Linked DNA regions of Homo sapiens: region 1 is linked to region 2. Evidence: chromatin loops called from intact Hi-C (ENCODE). Cell type or tissue: PC-3. All regions are shown on one strand.

Region 1 (2,500 bases), 250 kb after region 2:
ATAATCATTTGGGTATTTCTAAGAAATAGCAGTCACCATATGGTGTGGGTGGCTAGTTGGTTTCTGAAATGGAGTTGATTACACAGATCTATGGCTGTTTGACATTATTGAGCAGAGTAGATGACAGCATCATAGTCTGTTTATTTTAAAGCAAATGTAGTTATTTGCTTTTTGTTTCGATAAAACAAATGTTTCTTGTCTTTAAGCTTACTCTAAGAGTGGAGGGGAAAACAGGCCACTGACTGATAGTTTTGGTAAAAATTTGGAAATTGTTAAAATGGAGTAAGTTATCTATTTGAGGGTAAACTAACCATTTTAATTTCTTTTCACAGTTATGGGAGAGAATGTCTTAAATGAAAACACCACCGCTTTAAGTATGTTCAGAATACACTATTCATTAACTTATAGGGAAATAGGATGTTACTATTGCAAAATTCACAACCATAATTTCTAAGGAAAATCTGGGATTTAATCACAACTTGATTCCAAATTGATATCATTTACCCTGTGGAATTATTTTTTAAAATTTTATATTAACATTTATAAGTTAAGAAATTAAGGGTGGATAGAAGATAAGAAGGTGGTTAGGTAAATTAACCAGCAGCATTCATTTAACCCACACATTTTTATTGGGTTTCTCTGGTTTAAATTGATAAATGGAGAATTTGAATTATCTACGAAGTTATCAAAATAAGCATTGCATATTTAATGTTTTGCTGATTAATGCTGTTGGAAAATGCATAATCGCAATCTATTTCTGTAATTTTCTTTGGTCACTATTTTTTTTAAAGACTGTGTTAATGAAGATTATTCTAAAGTGGGAAACTTTGTCTTATGCTTGATGGAAACACAAGAATACATTTAGCAGAAATTGAGATACTTGAAGTTTTAATGAGGGCATGGGTGAGTGTGTGCGTGTCACTGAAGACTGGTTTTTATATATGACCCATTAAAAGTTGTTGCTGAGCATAATTGTGGGGAGTGGGTGGAAACTAACACAGTGTACTATCTTATAAGATAGGACAGTATCTCATATACGTTAGCCTTACTGTGTGAAAAGTTCAGGAGCTACCCACAGTAAATGGCTTATCTGTTTTATCATAAGGAAACAAACTTCTGATTAAGGGTGCAAAGTGTACCACTGTCATTTGCATACTTTGTGAAGTCAAACATCAAAATAATTATAAAATAAGTATATAACACTCCCCTGAATGTCATCTGCTTTTTTTCTGAAGGAATGTCTACTTTCAACTCAAGACAATACTCATAGGCAACAAGTGAATTTTAAATAGTCATTTAAGAACTTAAACGCACAGTCTGTCAGAGTCCTCTTGAGAATTTATTTGCACTTTGCTCATTGTGAGGCTTACCAGTGAGAGAATTTCATCATTTTCTTCTCTGTATGAATGGCAGTGGCTGGTTACTGATGAACTATCCCTCTTCAGTGACCCTCAGTTCCAAAAGTGCAAAGAGAATATATGATAAAAATTCTCATAAGAGAAACCAATTGACAGATACATTTTTCTCTCTCCCTCCCTTTTTTTCTTTCAAGAACTGTAAGTCTGTAGCACTGGTGTCTGTGAATGCAAGTGGAAATATCTTTATTCTCAGGAAAAAACAAAGTTTATAGTTCTTTAAAGTTTAAAGAACTATAAAGTTTGTTTAGCTTTTAGTTTAGTCCTGACAACCCAGTGTCCGCAATACTGAGGCTGATTTTGTAGATGAGTGTGTCAAACTACTTTTTTGGCTGCCAGTGTTAAGAAGGCAAGTGTCTGTTAAGGTGTGTGTATCTTTTCTAAGTGGACTTTCGCATCCCAGAGCAGATATGTCTCTCTCAAAGTACCACTGTGCCCTCGGCCCGAAACATGGGAATATACAGAGGTACCTAGACTTTCTTGGAGTATTAGATATTATGCATGATTAATATGTTATTTTTCAATGTAAAATTTTAATTTTGCAATTTTTTTGTTATTGCAAATTGTATTTGAAGGGGTGTCTCTCCATTCTCTTTATAAATAAAGAACTATAATTGGCTGCTCATTCTTCTCTAATTACTGAGACCACCTTACACATTCACTTTTGAAAGATTTCAAACCAATGCAATTTTATTTTAGTTACCTGTTAAGGAAAATTTTATATTTTTACCTGTGGTTTCAGGTAAATACAAAGGCATATGACTGTCTCCGTTAATGCATTTGTACCACTTAATGACAACATTTTTTTGGGATGGATACAACATCATCCATTTTGATCTTAGTTGTCGAAAGAAGAGTCAAGTTTTTCACCACTGATGTGAGAAAGACACTTTTAGGAGAGAAAGCAAACAACAGCAAAGCAAAAATAGGAGAAATGGGTATGGTGTTTGATGGTAGGCACTGGATGGGAGGCATTGTTATTCTTTGACAAAAAACTTGCTTATTTCTTCTCAAAATGTAGAATACATTGTTTAAATTCCTAAATGCCTGTCAATGTAACATATTGTTCAAATTGAGTAAGTTTC
Region 2 (2,500 bases):
TAATTTATTCAAGATTACACAGATGGCACAGAACCTGGATTTGAACCCAGGACAGTTTGATTAACCACTCTTAATCGCAATACCATAGTGCTTCTCTGTGCTGCAGTGGGGAACACAGAGATGCTAACATTTTTAAAACTTACTTAAAATTATAAAAAAAGAAAGTCCATAAATTTTCACACTTTTATATTTATGAAATAAGTGAATTTCTGATCATATTTTTTTTTAGCTGGTGTGATACCAGGGTATAGCATTTGCTATTCTGGTTTAGTAATGTATTAAAATCTATTAAAATTGTGTGTAGTAGAATCAAAAATTTTAAAATGTAACTTGGACTTCTGTGTATCATGCTAAAAAACAATTTGAAACATACTTTTGCTCAGTTGCATCTCAGCTAAAAGTATTTTTTTCTTATGTGACTCTCTTGAATAGTTTTGTAATTATTGATGATTGTTAATGATGATAACATTTCTGGTCTTGATTTATCAAGTACCATAAACATTCACAATAGATTTGTAATTTCCTCAGAGTTTCAGGAATTAAATTAATTGCCACTATAAAAATGATTTTTGAAGCTCTTCTAGGAAGGGTACTTTGTTTATATTCTAGCTATTTCCTGAGGAATGGTGTAAATATTTCATAAATGTTTGGGAACCAGACTTTTTACGCCCAGTCTCACTATCCAACACATAAATTATCTCTTTCATCTAGATATTATTTTTTACTTTTAGGTACTTAGCTCTTTATTTACATGTTTTAAAGTGTGTTATTTCGCAGTAGTTTATTTGAACTAAATGAGATATTTCTGACATCAACTTTTAAAACTTGATGGTTTCTCTTGGATTTTTTTTTTTCGTAGACTTGCTGTCTCTAGTTCAAGGCTTGCTTTTGCTTGTAAACCTATAATGTTACAATTAAATGATGTAGCAGTTCAAGTAATGTTAACTACCCTGGATTAAAATGCTCTCAGGCAATTAAACGGCAGTTGTAAATCATTGGAATTTGGAAAAATAATCAGTGTCGTATGATAGTTGCATGACACATGATGGATCTGATTTTTAATATATGCCATCTTGATTAGAAAATGAAGATGAGCCTTCTGTAAAATGTCATGCATAAGATAGAATTAAGTAGAGGAAGGAAAAAAAGAACAGAGAATATGTGAATTTTTATTTTCCAGAATAGTTAGGGGAGGCAAACTTTAACTCAGAAAAGTGATAGAACTGCAACAATTCCATTAAATCAGTTATACTCACTGTGAAACACAAGTCACAGTTTTCGTTTTACTGTGGTTAAATGAAATAAACATTGTATTTGATAAAAGCAAGTAAAAGTCATATACACAACTTGAAATGACTCAATTAAATACTCCAGCATTGCCTTCCCCGTGCTTAGCTGGTATTGGTGGGGCTTCCTCTTACCTTTTTAGCTGTGTCTCTCTCCATATAGATATTTTTATTATCACCAGTTATTCGCTATTTTGTTCAAGATTGATTTGGTTTACTTCTATATATCTGTGATTATATACAAATAAGGTCATAACAAACACTAGTGTTTTTATTTTTCAGGAAAATCTCCAAGAGTTGGTGAATCATGCTGTTGCCAATAATAGGCATGTGACATAACTGAACATTTCATCATCTTCAGTAAATAATCAAGATGGTAAGAATTATACAGGATGTAGCATAGATTGTTAAATTTGTGAAAGTAAGTTGTAGGCTATGTTAGTTAGAATTAGGTTTGCCTGCTACTGACAGAAAACTCCAAATAACAACGTCTTAAACAATATGGATGTCTTCTTCTTCAAATAGAATCTAATGTCACCTTTGCAGAGATGACATGCTGGGTCTGTGATCACCAGGGATCCAAATGCCTTCGATCTTGGTGCTGGCTCACAATCACCAAGTGGCTTCCACCTCACAGTCTGCTGTGGTTGATTAAACTCCAGCATCTTATTGATGTTCTAGCTGGCAGAAACGAAAAAGAACCCAACAAGGGCAAGGTTGAATTACAAAGAAAGGAGAAAATATCCATTGGAGGACTACTATCAACCTCTGCCACAATTTCTACATTTTCTCAACGTATGAAATTTTAAAGTATACTACTAAATTTTAAAAATTATTCGTATTCATATTTTCAATGGTAAAACTATCGAGCATTCTGTTGTTTGTGCCAATTGTTTTACCAAAAATTTTAGATACAAGAAGAGACATTTATAACACAAGGTGTTTCTAACTGGAAAGTAAGCCCTGGAAAAATTTAGGAAACAAGAGAGATGTGAAACGTGCTTTATGTTATTGTGATTTTGAAATCTATTTTTTGGAAAAACTATGCTTATAAATAATTGAAACTTTAAGAGAGGTTGAAGACAGTGGAGCACAATTAAATTTTGTGGTTAGAAGGTTGCATTTCTAAAAAAAAATGTTTACTATTGAGAGGGCATTACAGTGCTATGAGGGCAGGAATTTTCGTTCATTTTCTTCACTTATATTTTTTGCAA

Evidence for each region. Peaks named below come from ENCODE experiments on the same cell type or tissue, not always from the same donor. Only the 100,000 strongest peaks of a DNase experiment are listed, where the experiment ranks them.
Region 1: a loop joins it to region 2, with 6 times the contacts of the local background. A loop is called at or near these places in 9 of 110 quality-filtered maps.

What each region holds. Positions count from the first base shown.
Region 1 is chr12:20,371,507-20,374,006 of GRCh38, forward strand. The region is part of intron 1 of PDE3A (phosphodiesterase 3A); the gene reads left to right. Among named protein-coding and RNA genes, the nearest start is that of PDE3A-AS1, 2.5 kb to the left of the region's middle. In PC-3, no CTCF peak of the experiment used is centred here; no DNase peak of the experiment used is centred here; H3K4me3 peaks cover 133 bases; H3K27me3 peaks cover 2,156 bases.
Region 2 is chr12:20,125,992-20,128,491 of GRCh38, forward strand. It overlaps LINC02468 (long intergenic non-protein coding RNA 2468), which reads right to left and starts at 1,910. Exons shown (of 4, transcript NR_146523.1): 1 at 1,825-1,910. In PC-3, no CTCF peak of the experiment used is centred here; no DNase peak of the experiment used is centred here.